2 separate regions of the Homo sapiens genome follow, and region 2 is linked to region 1. Evidence: chromatin loops called from intact Hi-C (ENCODE). Cell type or tissue: heart right ventricle. All regions are shown on one strand. Each heading gives the region's core, and the rest is flanking DNA. Links, peaks and the distances in the headings are about the cores only. Region 1 has its middle 17 kb from the start of PARD6B. Region 2 overlaps RIPOR3 (RIPOR family member 3).

Region 1 (8,323 bases), core at 103-8,102:
TTGTTAACGGAGATCCAGTGACTTCGCCTTTTTAAGTTCAACACGAAGGCGGGGAGAACGAAATCATTTATAGAACTCTTATCTCCCCCAGGAGATATTTAAGAAGTGAACATATTTTCTGAAATTTAAAGGAATGCCAAGTTTATGTAAAATTATACCAATGATGACAGAAGCTTGAGAACAACAACAAAGCCAGCCAGAGTTGATGCCCACGCTTTCAGGCTGAGAAACACAGAAGAGGACAGAAGAGGGCAGCATGAACGTCATGCAAGTGGGGTGATGGGGAGCAAGGCAGGGAGTCTCTCTGAGCTGGGAGAGCTTGGACAGGGGACCTCACCTTTCTGGCTCTCTAAAATTAGATGCAGGGCCAGGCACAGTGGCTCACACCTGGAATCCCAGCACTCTGGGAGGTCAAGGTGGAAGGATCACTTGAGCCCAGGCGTTTGAGACTAGCCTAGGCCACATAGTGAGACCTCATCTCTGCAAAATTAGCCAGGTGTGGTAACACACACTTGTATTCCAAGCTCTTCGGGAAGCTTAGGTGGGAGGATCACTTGAGCTTGGGAGGTCGAGGCTGCAGTGAGCTGTGATCATGTCACTGCACTCCAGCGTGGGTGACAAGAGGGAGAGCCTGTCTCAAAAATAAATAAATAAAAAGTAAAATAAAATGAGACACTGAGAGTAGCTACTCCAAAGAGTTGTACTAAGAATTCTACCAAACTGGGTGTGGCGGCTCACACCTGGAATCCCAGCACTTTGGGAAGCTGAGGAGAGGATTGCTTGAGTTCAGGAGTTTGAGACCAGCCTGGGCAACATGGTGAAATCCCATCCCTACAAAAGATACAAAAATTAGCCAGGCGTGGTGTTGCATGACTGTAGTCCCAGCTAACTGGGAGGCTGAGGAAGGAGGATCACTTAAACCCAGGAGGTTGAGGCCACAGTGAGCTATGTTTGTGCCACTGCACTCCAGCCTGGACAACACAGTGAGACCCTGTCTCAAACAAACAAACAAAAAACACACACAGGAAAAAAAGAAAAAATGGAATTCCACTAGCGCTGGGCATGCTGGCTCATGTGTGTAATCCCAGCACTTTGAGGGGCTGGTGTGGGAGGATTGCTTGAGCCCAGAATTTTGAGGCTGCAGTGAGCTATGATTGTGCCACTGTAGTCCAGCCTGGGTGACAGAGCAAGACCCTGTTTCTTTCTTTCTCTTCCTTTCTTTCTTTCTTTTCTTTTCTTTCTCTTCTTTCCTTTCTTTCCTTTTTCTTTCTTTCTTTTTTTTTTTTTTTTTGAGACAGAATTTTGCTCTTGTCGCCCAGGCTGGAGTGTAATGGCACAATCTCTGCTCACTGCAACCTCTGCCTCCTGGGTTCAAGTGATTCTTCTGCCTCAGCCTCCCTAGTAGCTGGGATTACAGGTGCCTGCTACCACTCCCAGCTAATTTTTATATTTTTAGTAGAGATGGGGTTTCACCATGTTGGCCAGACTAGTCTCAAACTCCTGACCTCAAGTGATCCACCCACCTCAGCCTCCCAAAGTGCTGGGATTACAGGCATGAGCCACCACGCCCAGCCAACCCTGTTTCTTAAAAAAAAAAAAAAAGAAAAAAGAAAAGCATCCCAACAGCTAATAAAGATCTTAACACTGTTTCTGGCACATGGCACATGCTGAATAAATGGTATCTGTCACTGGTCCAGACTTCTCTGGGTTTCTATTTTGGCTTGTGATTAGAGACAGCCCCAAGCTTGTGTTCATCAAAGGCTCACTGTGTCAGGCCCAAGCTAAGGGTTCTACACACATTTTGCTATTTAATCCTCACCTTAATCCAGGTACTATTATTATTATGATCCCATTTGCAGATGTGAAATTGACACTTTAGAGGGGAGAATAAATAGGTTTGCCTAAAAGATTTATGCCAAGAAGAATGGGAGTAGCCTGGGATGAGGACTGAGGGCTACTCTGACATTGCTTTCTACTGCACAACTTTGCAGGAAAAAAAAATGCAATTTTCATATTCCAGGTGCCTTTTTTTTTTTTTTTTTTTGAGATGGAGTCTCACTCTGTCACCCAGGCTGGAGTGCAGTGGCACCATCTCGGCTCACTGCAATCTCCTCCTCCTGGGTTCAAGCGATTCTCCTGCCTCAACCTCCTAAGTAGCTGGGATTACAGGTGCGCACCACCATGCCCGGCTAATTTTTGTATTTTTACTAGAGACGGGGTTTCGCCATGTTGACCAGGCTGGTCTCAAACTCCTGACCTCAGGTGATCCGCCTGCCTCAGCCTCCTAAAGTGCTGGGATTACAGGCGTGAGCCACCGCACCTGGCCCCAGGTGCCTTTAAGTTTAAAGGGACCTACTTGTTTCTGGAAAGTGCCAGTGGGAATTTCCAAAACGGAGCAAGGTGTGCCTGGAACTTTTCTTGAGTGGGGCATCTTTGCTCCTGTTTAGAGGCAGAAACTTTAGGTGGAAGGTGTTTCCTGCACAGTTGAAGCACTTCAAGGTAGTTGAGGAACTTGTACCCTAGGGCTAAATCCTGCTCACTCTTCAGTTTCATCATCCCAGGGTAAGTGTGTTCAAAAGCCTCCACTTCAAACAGTAGTCCTTGACTGGATGTGGTGACTCACACCTGTAATCCCAATACTTTGGGAGGCTGAGGCAAGAGTGCAAGACCAGCCTGGGCAACCCCCTGTCTCTACAAAAAATTAAAAAATTAGCCAGGTGTGGTGGCATTCGACTGTCGTCCCAGCTACTCAGGAGGCTGAGATGGGAGGATTGCTTGAGCCAGGGAGGTTGAGGCTGCAATGAGCCATGACCGCACCACTGTACTCCAGTGAGACCCTGTCTCAAAACAAAACCCAAAAACCAGCAGTCCTTAAAATAGGATGTTTGTGCATATGGGCTGTGTTTTTCCTGTTACTTGGTGAAAATGGTAAGGAGAATGTTTATCTTAGTCTACTAACCTAGTCTGAGTTTTAAAATCACGAGCAGTAAATATTGCTTGTTATTTATATGTGGCTCTTTTTGGTATTTTTTTTTCTTTGTTGATCAGTTCTATGACTTGGGGGAGAAAGGTCTCCCACCTCCATCTTTAAAATCAGAAGGGTGCAGGTTTAGTGATGTGCATATCAAGTCTGGTGATGAACTTGACATCCTAAGCTCTCACCCTTTGAATGGCTCTAAATGAGAAACCTGGATTCTGGGCATTTTTCTTCATGTGGCTGATTCTCTCACACTCATACGTCATTCCTTCAGTGATGTATTCATTCATACACCAAACATGGAGGACCTGCCACACCTTATTTTTTCTTTAAATTCTTCTTTATTTAAACTTAAATAGAGATGGGGTTTTGCTATATTGTCCAGGCTGGTCTCGAACTCCTGGGCTCAAGCGATCTGCCCTCTTGGCCTCCCAAAGTGCTGGGATCCCAGGCGTGAGCCACCGCGCCTGGCTACCTTCCTCAGTTTAGACAACTCTTCTCTCTCCGGCAGCCCCGTGCCTCTCAGAGTGCTAAAGTACTGGTTTTTTAAATTGTCCAACTGTTGCAGGTGGATACTGCTGTAAAATATAATAAAAATAAATTACCAGAAAAATAAGATTTTAAAACCTCAAAGACATACAAAATACACACTTTAATTTTTTAGTTTAAGATTCGACAGAGGCTGGGCACGGTGGCTGATGCCTATAATCCCAGCACTTTGGGAGGCTGAGGCGGGTGGATCACTTGAGGTCAGGAGTTGGAGACCAGCCTGGCCAAGGTCTGGTGAAACCTCGTCTCTACTAAAGATACAAGAATTAGCCAGGCGTGGTGGCATGTGCCTGTAGTACCAGCTACTAGGGAGGCTGAGGCAAGAGAATTGCTTGAACCCAGGAGATGGAGGTTGCAGTGAGCTGAGGTCGGGACACTGCGCTCCAGCCTGAGCAACAGAGCGAGACTCTGTCTCAAAAACCAACCAACCAACCAACAAAAAAGAATCAACAGTAGCCGGGCGCGGTGGCTCACACCTATAATCCCAGTACTTTGGGAGGCCAAGGCGGGCTGATCACGCGGTCAGGAGATCGAGACCATCCTGGCTAACACGGTGAAACCCCGTCTTTACTAAAAATACAAAAAAAATTAGCCAGGCATGGTGGCGGGCACCTGTAGTCCCAGCTACTCAGGAGGCTGAGGCAGGAGAATGGTGTGAACCCGGGAGGCAGAGCTTGCAGTGAGCCGAGATCGCACCATTGCACTCCAGCCTGGGTGACTGAGCGAGACTCTATCTCAAAACAAAAAAACAAAAAAAAACAAACCTCTGTCCTTGAGATTGTATCTTCAAGTCCCTTGTCAAATCATCCTACAGCTACAGCTAGGTAGAGGGAGTGAAGCACAAGCTTTGAAGGCAGCCGCCTTGAGTTCCGATCTCAGCTCCGCTCTGGCTGTGATTGGGGCAGCTGCCTCAGTTTGCCCAGGTTGGACACAGTAACCTCACCAAGCAACTGCAAGGATAAAATGAGAACAATGTGTGTGAAAGGCTCCTGGGAGGTGTTTGTTTCCTTCTAGGTCCTTCTCGCCATGGAGTCGAGGACGGGGATTTGTGGTTGAGGTTTCCAACAGAGGGCACTGTCTGAGCTGCAAGTGGGGAATCAGAGACAGAGAAAGGAGCGTTAGTAAGAAACTCCAAAGGAGCTGGTGTATTCCTAGAATTTTGATTTAATTGAGGTCAGAGTCATTTTACTCATCACTGCTGCACAGTCTTTAGGGTGATATGGAAAGATAATGTTTCTGTGGGTTTGGAGGCTATTTAAGGACAAGAAGTGGCCATGTACCAAAATTCCATGGACACTCCCTACACTTTAATCCCTCTCTGAACTCTTTGTGTCCTAAGTATTATCATTTGTCTTCCACTGCTCTATCTCCCATGTAATCCATCTCTGATAACAGCACCACTATCTCTCCAGTCATCCAGGACTCTAACTTTATTTTGAACCCTCTTTCTCCGTCACTGTCCATATTCAAGTGGCTGCCTGATTCTAAACCTCTAACACAGGCAGGCGCAGTGGCTCATGCCTGTAATCCTGGCACTTTGAGAGGCTGAGGCAGGCGGATAGTTTGAGACCAGCCTGGGCAACATGGCGAAACCCTGTCTCTACAAAAAATACAAAAATTAACCAGCATGGTGGTGGATGCCTGCAGTCCCAGCTACTTGGGAGGCTGAGGCAGGAGGATCTCTTGAGCCCAGGGGGTGGAGGCTGCAATGAGCTATGATCATGCCACTGCACTCTAGCCTGGGCGATAGAGTGAGACCATGTCTCAAAACAACAAAACAAAGCAAAACAAAAAAACAACCTCTAACATGCTGGTCTTCCCCTGTTAGCATGTAACAGCATCCCCAGGTCAGACACTCATCACCTCCTGCCAGAACTAAAAGCCACATCCAGAGGAGTTACAGGAGGCCTCTGCTGAGGGCTACAGGGGCAGCAACCTGCCCTGCCCCCTCCCTTCCCCCTCCCTTAGCATAGTACTCAGTTCTTTCCAAGGTCTCCAGGCTCTGGCCCCAACCCCCCACCTTTGGTTTCCACAGCATTTCCCAAGAGGTGAAATGCTGTGCTTAGGGTCCCACAGTAAATGACAGAGGGCAGGTCTTTTGGACGTAAATCCAGTTCTCTTTCCGCTCTCCTCCACTCTCAGCACACCAAAGGAGGTCCAGAGATTGGTGACTAAATTGATCACGTTCAGATCCCCCATCTGTGGAGTGAAGTTTTGTTTTTTTTTTAGAGACCGGGTCTCACTAGTTGCCCTGGCTGGAGTGCAATGGCATGATCATGGCTTACTGCAACCTCAACTTCCCAGGCTTAAACGATCCTCCCACCTCAACTTGCAAGGTAGTTTGGACTATAGGCACATGCCACCATGCCTGGCTAATTTTTAAATTTTTTTTGTAGAGATACTATCTTGCTATGTTGCCCATGCTGGTCTTCAACTCTTGGATTCAAACGATCCTCCCACATCAGCCTCCCAAAGTGCTGGGATTACAAGCGTGAGCCATAGTGCCCAGCCAAGGAGTGAAGCTGTGATTGGCCCCCACTTCTGAATGCTGAGGACCTCCTTGTCCAAGCACCTCTTCTCTTCTTTGACTTCTTTTCCAGGTGATCTCATCCAGGTCATGGCTTTCAATACCACCTGTGTGCTGGTGGCCTTCACACTGATATTTCTGTCCCCAGCCTCTCCCCTGAACTCCATTCGTGCATATATAGTTGCCTACTCGGCCCTTCCATTATTTCTGTCTAGTAGGCATCTCACACTTAACATGGTCCACACTGAACTCCCCACCTCCCTCTTCATCAAGAAGCAGATCACAGCTCCATCTTTGCAGTTGTATCTTGCAGATGACTACCATTAGAATTATCCCCAGGCTGGGTGTGGTGGCTCACACCCCATAATCCCAACACTTTGGAAGGAGGATCACTTGAGCTCAAGAGTTCGAGACCAGCCTGGGTAGCATATGGAGGCCCTGTCTCAAAATCAATCAATCAATCAATCAGGCCTGGTGTGGCGGCTCATGCCTGTAATCCTAGCACTTTGGGAGGCCGAGGCAGGCAGATCACTTGAGGTCAGGAGTTTGAAACCGGCCTGGCCAACATGGTGAAACCCCGTCTCTACTGAAAATATAAAAAATTAGCCGGGCATGGTGGCAGGTGCCTGTAATCCCAGCTACCCAGGCAGGATAATCGCTTGAACCCGGGAGGCAGAGGTTGCAGTGAGCCGAGGTCATGCCATTGCACTCCAGCCTGGGCAATAAGAGCGAAACTCCGTCTCAAAAATAAATAAATAAATAAAATAAAATAAATAAAAATAAGTAAATAAATAAATCATAAAAATAATAAAGGAATTATCCCTGACTCCTTCACTTCTCTCAACCCTCAACATCCAGTCCTGTTGGCTTGACCTCCAAAATATACCGAGAATCCAACTATTTCTCACCACGTCCACATCTTCTACCCTGTTCCAAGCCACCACCATCTCACGCTTGGACTATTATAGTAGACTCTTCTCTGGTCTCTCCACATCTACCCTCCCCTCTCCAGTTGATTCTGCACAAGCCAGAAAGGATTCTGGTAAAACCTGTCTGATGGTGTCCCTCATCCGGTCAAAGCTTTTTGAAAGCTTCTTATCGCATTCAGAGTCAATGCTAAATTTACAATAGCCTTCCATCTCCTGTGATCTTTCCTCCTTTATGCAATCTAGCTCCCACACCCTTTCCCTCCTTCAGGTCCTTCGAAGTTGCCTCTGCCACTCCCTCAAGCCCCCAGCTCTCTGCTTCAGGACAGATTCTGGACATATTTACTTGCTTTGTCTGTCTTCCCCGCTAGAACCTAAGTTCCCCGAAGCCCTCTGTGAAAGACATACACTTAGTTTTTTTCCTGCTTTATTTCCAGTATCTAAAATAGTTTTGGTTGGGCTCAGTGGCTCACTCCTATAATCCCAGCACTTTGGGACCCCGAGGTGGGAGCATTGCTTGAGCCCAGGATTTCAAGACCAGCCTAAACAACTTAGAGGGACTCAGTCTCTGCAAAAAAATACAAAAATTAGCCACGCATGGTGGCATGCATCTGTAGTCCCAGCTACCCCGGAAGCTGAGGCAGGAGGATTGCTTAAGCCCAGGAGGTTGAGACAGCAGTGAGCCAAGGTTGTGTCACTGCTCTCCAGCCTGGGTGACACGACGAGCCCCTGTTTCAAAACAAAAACAAAATAGTTCTGGCATGTAGTCTGCACTTATGAGTGAATGGGGTGATCAGTCAAAATCTATATGGTTCTAAGAGGCCGAGACTACCTTGGCCCAGACCCAAGGCAGCACGACACAACTTTACCTTTATCTGGCAAAGAGGGAACCAACAAATGGCACTGGTGGTGTCAGCCACAAAAATAACACAGATTCCATGTTAAGGTTTGGTCAGGATGCAGAGTAGCCTGGGCGCCGTGGTTCATGGCTCTAATCCTAGCACTTTGGGAGGCTGAGACGAGAGGATCGCTTAAGCCCAGGAGGTCCAGGCTGCAGAAAGCCATATTCGAGCCACTTCATCCAGCCTGGGCAACAGAACAAGACCCTGTCTCAAAAAAACAAAAACAAAAACAAAACAACGACAACAAGAAACACAACAATCTCTCCTGGACATTTGGATTCACTGGGCCTGGGATGGGGCCCTTAAATCAGCCTTTTTATCTATTATTTTTTAAATTTATTTATTTATTTATTTATTTATCTATTTTTGAGACACAGTCTCACTCTGTCGCCCAGGCTGGAGGGCAGTGGCGAGTTCTTGGCTCACTGCAACCTCCACCTCC
Region 2 (8,323 bases), core at 149-8,148, 88 kb after region 1:
TGGGCACGGTGGCTCATGCCTGTAATCCTAGCACTTTGGGAGTCCAAGGCGGGCGGATCACTTGAGGTCAGAAGTTGGAGACCACCCTGGCCAACACGGTGAAGCCCTGTCTCTACTAAAAATGCAAAAATTAGTTGGATGTGGTGGCACATGCCTGTAATCCCAGCTACTTGGAAAGCTGAGGTGGGAGGATTATTTGAACCCAGGAGGTGGAGGTTGCAGTGTACCGAGATCACACCACTGCACTCCAGCCTGGGTGACAGAGCAAGATGCCATCTCAAAAAAACCCACAAAAACACCAAAAAAGAAAAACCAAAAAACCAGAGGCTCAGATAGGTGGAGCCACTGGCCCAAGGTCACACAGCAAAACTGGCCCAGGGTTGGGTCTTCCACGGGCGGGGTTGGGAAGGAATGTTCTTCCTGTCTGGAAGACTAGGCAATGGGGCCACCTCTTCTGGCTCTGTGACCTGGGGCAAGTGACCTCACCTCTTCAGCCTTGTCTTCATCTGAACAATGGGAATTGTGGGTGCACCCTGCTCACGGGGCTGTCGGGAAGGAACCACGAGGGAGGCAGGGCCAGCAGCCGGTGCAGCTGGTGCTGTGGGGGGTTACCGGATGAGGGAGCAGGCTTGGCACAGATGGGCCTGGGGGGCAGCATTGACCCTGTGGCTGAGTTCCCTGGGGGTGCTGGCCGGGCCAGGCCCTGCCTGCTGCCCCGTCCTGTGTCTCCTCCGGCTTTAGGTACTAAGTCCCTGGGAGGAAGGTTGTTTCTGCTTCTGGAGGCCACAGCCCGATGAGCTCAGGCCTGCTGCCCCCTCGCTCCAGGGCCTCATGCCAGGCACTGTGCAAGCCCCCAGGGAACCATTTACGAGCAGGCAGGCCTGGGGACTGGGGCAGTTTATCGACATCCTGAAGGGGCCAAACCTCTGTCTGTCTGAGCCAACGGGGTGGACAGGTCGGGGTCCCCAGCCAGAGCAGAGTGCAGAACTCAGTAGGTCAGTGAGTCAGTCAACAATAAAATCCCACCATGCTCTTCCCCGACTTGAAACCCTGCAAAGATTCCCAACCTACTTAGAATAAACCCAGCGCCCTCCTGGCTAGAGGCCCCTGGGACCTGGCCCCAGCAGCCTACCTCCCTCCCCTCCCGGCCTCAGGGCCTCAGCACATGTGTGTCCTCCCGCTGGAGCTCCTACCCCACTCCTCCACCTCCAGTTCCCGTTGAATCACCTGCAGGCATTGGCTTCCTGCTAGGTCCTGGGGGAGGACCCCTGAGCTCCAGACCAGGCCAGGTCCCTCCTGTGTGTGCTCCCTGAGCTCCTTCCCAGGGGCATTTGCTGCGGGGATAGGACCCCACCTCCACCCCCCTGAGGTCAGCCCTCCCAGCTCACTAACCTTTCCCTGGGGGCTCCCTTCCCATGGGTGGTGGTGCCGGGACCCCAGGGTTAAGATCCTGGAGTGTCCCAGCTGGAAGCACCTTAGGAATCCCTGTTCACGCAGCAGATATTCACGGAGCACCTACTCTGGCCCTGTCCTGGGCTCTGGGGACAGACCCAGGCCCTGCTGTCCTGGGAGCTGATGGCAGCAAACAATAAGCCAGTGATAATTGAGACAGATCCAGCTGGTGGCAGTGCTGTGAGGGAACTGAACTGGGGGTGGGGGAGGGCACCCATGGTCTCCTGGGAGAGCCTGACGAGACAGGGGCATGGGGAGTGGAGGCAGGAAGGGACAGAAGAAGTGGATCTGCGCGTGTGCAGATGGGGGTGGGCCGGGAAGCCTTCGGCGGCGGGAGGCAGCTGCGAGTGCAGATGTCCTGGGTGGGAATGAGCTTTAAGGGACAGAAAGCAGGTGTGCGGCTGGCATGCGTGACAGCAGTCAGGGAGGGAGGAGGACCCTGCGGAGCCTCATGGGCTGCAGTGAGGCCTTGAGACACATTCTCAGTGGAGGGGAGCCTGGGAAGGGTTTAAGTTGATGCCCCAAGACGAGAAGAATTTGACCCAGGCTCCAGAGCAGTTAGTGCTCAGTGCCCCAACTCCAAGCCTCAGAGAACAGAAAGAGTGGGTGCTGCCTGAGAAAGGCACACAGCAGGCACTCCATAAGTGCTGCAAAGAGGGGGTTAAGTATAAACCGGCCAGGAAATGATGCTGTTTCTCAACTTAACCATTTCTGAGCTGCCTCTTCCTGGGCTTTATCAGAGTCCCCCACTTTCTTGCAGGGGTCTGTAATCAAGGCTGGGAAGGTCAGCTGTGCGGGTTACCTGGCCAGGGGGCCATCCGGCCCAGGTGACCCTCTCCCAGCTGTGTGCCCTGGAGTGGGGCTGGTCCACTGAAGCACTGTAGGGACCCTTGTGTGGTCTGGAAGGAGGGGTAGGGTCTGCAGACCCTGTACCCAAGGGCGGCTTCATGAGCGTGTAGCCTGTGCTCTGTACTTTGATTGAACGCTCTGCTGTTGTGCTCTAGAAATTTTTGTGGGTGTCATTCTGTCGCCCAGGTTGTAGTGCAGTGGTGCGATCTCGATTCACTGCAGCATTGACCTCCTTGGTTCAAATGATCCTCCCACCCCAGCCTCCCAAAATTTTTTTTTTTTTGAGACAGTTTCTCTCTCTCGCCCGGGCTGGAGTGCAATGGCGCGATCTTGGCTCACTGCAACCTCCGCCTCCCAGGTTCAAGTGATTCTCCTGCCTCAGCCTCCTGAGTAGCTGGGATTACAGGAGCGTGCCACCACGCCCGGCTAATTTTTGTATTTTTTTTTTTCTTTTGAGACAGAGTCTCGCTCTGTTGCCCAGGCTGGAGTGCAGTGGCATATTCTCGGCTCACTGCAACCTCCGCCTCCTGAGTTCAAGCAATTCTCCTGTCTCAGCCTCCTGAGTAGCTGGGATTACAGGTGTGCCTCACCATGCCAGTTAATTTTTTTTTTTTTTTGTATTTTTAGTAGAGACAGGGTTTCACCATATTGGTCAGGCTGGTCTCGAACTCCTGACCTCAGGTGATCCACCTGCCTCGGCCTCCCAGAATGCTGGGATTACAGGTGTGAGCCACTGTGCCTGGCACCAAATAGAAATTCTTAATACAATTTTTTTGTGTGTGTTTTGAGACAGAGTCTTGCTCTGTCACCCAGGTGTGCAGTGGTGCAATTTAGGCTCACTGCAAGCTCCACCTTCCAGGTTCAAGCAATTCTTCTGCCTCAGCCTCCTGAGTAGCTGGGACTACAGGCATGGGCCACCACACTGGCTATTTTTTTTTTTTTTTTTCTTGAGACGGACTTTTGCTCTTGTTGCCCAGGCTGGAGTGCAATGGCACAATCTCAGCTCACCATAACCTCCACTTGCCGGGTTCAAGTGATTCTCCTGCCTCAGCCTCCCGAGTAGCTGGGATCACAGGCATGTGCCACCATGCCCAGCTAATTTTTAGTAGAGACAGGGTTTCACCATGTTGGCCAGGCTGGTCTGGAACTCCTGACTTCAGGTGATCCACCCACCTCGGCCTCCCAAACTGCTGGGATTACAGACGTGAGCCACCGCGCCTGGCCCAAAATTCTTGATAAATTTTGAATAAAGAGCCTTGCATTTTTATTTCGCACTAGACCCCACAAATTTCACAACTGGCCCTGCCTGCAGCTCTCCTCCTGCCAGGCCTGTGGGGGCCTCTGAATGTCCTGCATCCATGGGACATGTCCCCTCAGGCCCTAGAGGGGAGCTCTGCCCAGAGAGTGCCCCCACGGTAGGCCTCTGCCTCTCGTTGGCCCCTTCCTGGATTCCTGGGATCAGCTCTTTGGGAGGAAGGAGGACAGAGGTGATCCATCCCCTTGACACCAGGGCTCGCTGGCCGTCAGCAAGGGTCCCACAGTGTCCAAGTCCTAGTCTAGGAAAGACAGCCCTGATGGCTCTAATATCTCAGACCCCTCCTGTCCCCCATCTGATTGTCAAGGATGCCAGAGGATGCTGGGCCTGGGCTGGTTCGGAGGTCCCTGGGCAGCCCCCACCTGGCCTTGGCCTCTGCCGCCCCCTTGTGTGAGGGCAAGGAAGAAGCTGCCCACACCGACGGGGAAGCGGTGCATCTATTTTTAACTTCCTGTCTCCGTCGAGCTCCCTGGGGTCTGAACCCTTGGAGCCAGGGCTGGAGCCTGATTGGGTTTCAGGCCCCACCTTCTGGCCTTGTTCCCTGGTAACCCGAGCAGGCCGAAGCGCAGCCGCACTGTCAAGGCAAACAACCTGGCAGGAGGGCAGGGCTCTGCATGGAGAGGGTGGGCTGATGCCCCTTCTCTTCCCATCACCACCTTGACCCCTACTCTGGCACCTTGAAACCCCTTTCACTATAGACAGGGATTTTTACTCCACAGTCAGATGGCTCACTTGGGGAAGTAACCTGGTGGGGAAATTTTATACTAAGGTGTGAATGATTGACATAATAAGGCCATTTCCCAAGAGCTGGACCTGGGGGGTGGGAGGATAGAGAGATGAGAGGATAAACAGTGAGGATGAAGGAGGAGAGGGCCAGGCCCCGATACTGTCCTACTCTGCCCCAGTTGACAGGCATGGTTGCCCTTCCCCCTTTCCTGCCCCTCCTCAGCCAGGTCTCCCTCCCCCAGGCAGTCAGGCAGGTACTCCCCGAGCCAGGAGCCACTGGGACATCCTCCTCAGCTTGGGAATTCCTCTGTTGGGATGGCTAAGAAGTGTGGGTGTGAAAACGAAATAGCAGCCATTAAGTTTCAAGGAGAGGAGGCTGGAGAAAGAGGCGGCTCATATCCAGCCCTGCCTGTGAAGCTGTCAAGCACACAGACTCTGGAGCCAGAGGCGAGTGATGCAAGTTCAGTTTCCTGGACGGTACCAGGGGGCCTGACCTCAAAGACTGTGTCAGGAGAAATGAGTCCATACATGTAAAGCACCAAGAGCAGGCCAGGCGGGCGTGGTGGCTCACGCCTGCAATCCCAGCACTTTGGGAGGCCAAGGCAGGCGGATCACTTGAGCTCAGGAATTCAAGACCAGCCTGGGCAACATGGTGAAACCCTGTCTCCACCAAAACTACAAAAAATTAGCCGAGTGTAATTGTGCACTCCTGTGGTCCCAGCTACTCAGGAGGCTGAGGTGGGAGGATCACTTGAGCCCAGGAGGCGGAGGCTACAGTGAGCTGAGATCACGCTACTGCATTCCAGCCTGGGAGACAGAGCAAGACCTTGTCTCAATTAAAAAAAAAAAAAACAAAAGCACTGAGAGCAGAATTTGAGCTTGGCAAGTGCCGAGTGCATGCCTGTCATCATCACCCAGTGGCCAGCACCGCCAGGCACCTGGGTAAATGGTTGGCTCACGTCCTTGTTGCATGGAGTCTTCACCTGAAGCCTGTGCAGTCAGTCCTATAATTGTCCCGCCTGGAGGCTGGGGGCAGGTGCAGGACTTGAGCCCGGCCCTGTCTGCCTCCAGAGCCTGCACTTGCAACAGCCGAGTACCAAGGCCTCTGCCAACCACACCAGGCAGAAGGACTGCTGTAGCAACCTCACGTGAGGGCTGGGGCCGGCAGGTTGCACGTGCCCGTCTGGAAGCTTGTCTGGCATGCCAGGGGCTGTTTAATATTTACTGAGTCCTCCCAGACCTGGTGAAACATCCGGCCCCAGAGGCTCTTCCTGCCCCGGCTTCTGTGACACCTGGGCCAGACATGCTGCCTGATTTGGCCATCTGGAGGCTGCATGTGCATCACCTTCCCCGGGTGGGCGGGCTCTCAGAGTGGCCACTGAGCCTGTCCTGTTAAACCTCACACAAGGAGCACTAGGCTCAGAGCTTTCCCGGGAGCAGGTGCATCCAGGTGTGGCTGCAGCAGCGAGGGTATAAGGTCCCCAGGTGGATGGAAGCGGGGCTGGGCCAACGGTGCACACCTGTTGGGGGCTGGAGGCAGGAGCTGGGAGTGAGCGAGCTCCTGCCCCACTGCCTGCTGCCCACCTGCCGGGGTCCCTAACCTCTCAGAAACCTGCCTTTTCCCGAGTCTGCAGCCCTGACCGTCTCTGCCAGCCTCAAGATGGCAAACTTGCGGAGGGCCCGGTTCAAGAGGTGGGTGATGGGGCCTCAGGGAGGGCAAGGGGAAGAGGGAGCACAGCCCCTGTGGGCTTTGGAAAGCATCACTTAACATTAAATATATACAAATGGCTGGGTGCAGTGGCTCATGCCTGCAATCCCAGTACTTTGGGAGGCCAAGGCGGGCAGATCACCTGAGGTCAGGAGTTCAAGACCAGCCTGGCCAACAAGGTGAAGCCCTGTCTCTACTAAAAAAAACAAAAATTACTGGACGTGGTAGCAGATGCCTGTAATCCCAGCTACTGGGTAGGCTGAGGCAGGAGAATCGCTTGAACCTGGGAGGCGGAGGTTGCAGTGAGCAGAGATCGTGCCACTGCACTCCAGCCTGTCGACAGAGCGAAATTTCATCTCAAAATAATAATAAGAATAATACCTGTCTCCTAGGGTGGTTGTGAAAGTCGAGATATTTCTATAAAGCCCTTAGCGAGCTCCTGGCGGCAGCAGGTGCCCCCAGTTACTTAGGCTCACGTGTTCTCACCAGGCTCCTGAGGCCCTTGGGCTTGTGGTGTCAGCTGTTCAGCAGCCCACTAGCCCTGGCCTGAGCTTAGTTTCTCTGCTCTACAGAGACATTACTTGTCATTGTAAAGGTGTTGGAAGCTGGACTTTCTCTGGGAGCTGCCCTTCTCCTCCTCTCACACATCCTGGGTCCCCAAAACTAGAGAGGCCCCAGGTCCAGGCCCCTCTGCAGACTCCCACTTCTGCCTGGGTCAAACCTTGCTCCTTGCATCCACTCCCAGAGCATACCAGGTCCCATTCTCCACCTTTGCTCCCTCTGTCTCCAGCTGGGAACACCCAGGGGTGCACTCGCTATCCCGCTCTGCCTGCAGGGGCCAGGTTCTCTGTTCTCTAATCCCCTTGGGATACTGTATTTTCCCCCGTTCAGCTGAGCTTAATATTTACCAAACTCCTAATATTTTCTTTTTTTTCTTTTTTTTTTTTTTTTTTTAAGGCAGAGTTTTGCTCTTGCTGCCCAGGCTGGAGTGAAGTGGCATGATCTCGGCTCACTGCAACCTCTGCCTCCCGGTTCAAGTGATTCTCCTGCCTCAGCCTCCCGAGTAGCTGGGATTACAGGTGTCCACCACCACGCCTGGCTAATTTTTTGTTTAGTAGAGACGGGGTTTCACCAGGTTGGTCAGGCTGGTCTTGAACTCCTGACCTCAGTTGATCCACCCACCTTGGCCTCCCGAAGTGCTGGGATTATAGGTGTGAGCCACAGTGCCTGGCCTGCACCTAATGTTTTCTAAGCTGTGAGCCAGGGGAAAGATACAGATAGGATGTGATGATTCTAACAACAGCTTGCATGTAAAAGGTCTCCTTTGTGCCACATTTTGGGCCTGGCATCTAATAGAATTCTCAGCACCATCCTCTGATGTATTACGTGGTCCCATTTTACCAGTGAAAAGACAGAGCCTTGGGTAGTGTGTTGTTAATGTAGAGGTGAAGTTGCTTTGATAAAAGGACCCCCAAAATGCAGGTGCTTACTTGAGATTGGTTATTCCTCTCTCTCTCTCTCTGCAGTCCAGAGCCAAGGGGTGGATGAGGGCATGTGTGTGTGTTGGGAGGTCTGCTTCACGAGGCTATTCAGGGCCTGTTCCTTCTCTCTTGTTGTTCAGCCAGCTTTTAGGGGTGGGTTGAAGCTGCTTCCAGCATACCGTTATTCCCGCCCCTGGGAAGAGGAGGAGTTGGAAGAGAAGGGCCAGTAGTCCCCTATAATAACTGATGCTGAGCCAGGCACGGTGGCTCACACCTGTAATCCTAGTACTTTGGGAGGCTGAGGCAGGTGGATCATTTGAGGTCAGGAGTTCGAGACCAGCCTGGACAACATGGTGAAACCCTGTCTCTACTAAAAATACAAAAATTATCCAGGTATGGTGGTGCATGCCTGTAATCTCAGCTACTTGGGAGGCTGAGGCAGGAGAATCGCTTGAACCCAGGAGGTGGAGGTTGCAGTGAGCCGAGATTGCACCATTGCACTCCAGGCTGGGTGACAGTGAGACTCCATCTCAAAAAAAAAAAAAAAAAGAGAACTGATGCCAAAGTTAGATCTAAGAGTCATTTCCACCATGTCTCTTTTGTGAGAATGTTGTCATTAAGTGATGCCTGGTGCCAGGGCGCCTGGCTGATGGCTTTAGAGGGCTAAGAGCAGAATTCAACACATCTGTTGGTGAGCAAAGGCTGCATCAGCCAGCCTCATGGATAAGTTATGGGATCCTGAGAAGAGGCTTAGATGCCAGGGAAACCAGCTCTGTGCTGTGATGAGGGTGC

Evidence for each region. Peaks named below come from ENCODE experiments on the same cell type or tissue, not always from the same donor. Only the 100,000 strongest peaks of a DNase experiment are listed, where the experiment ranks them.
Region 2: it touches region 1 in a loop (15-fold over the local background); 19 of 110 quality-filtered maps call a loop at or near these places.

The regions. Positions count from the first base shown.
Region 1 is chr20:50,710,143-50,718,465 of GRCh38, reverse strand. No RefSeq gene overlaps it. Among named protein-coding and RNA genes, the nearest start is that of PARD6B, 17 kb to the left of the region's middle. RefSeq lists a cis regulatory region at 7,082-7,270. In heart right ventricle, for the core only: a CTCF peak has its summit at 4,597 (motif pointing right); no DNase peak of the experiment used is centred there.
Region 2 is chr20:50,621,942-50,630,264 of GRCh38, reverse strand. The region is part of intron 2 of RIPOR3 (RIPOR family member 3); the gene reads left to right. Among named protein-coding and RNA genes, the nearest start is that of MIR1302-5, 11 kb to the right of the region's middle. RefSeq lists enhancers at 827-1,424, 4,300-5,261. In heart right ventricle, for the core only: a CTCF peak has its summit at 4,006 (motif pointing left); a DNase peak (open chromatin) is centred at 4,074; H3K27ac peaks cover 1,698 bases.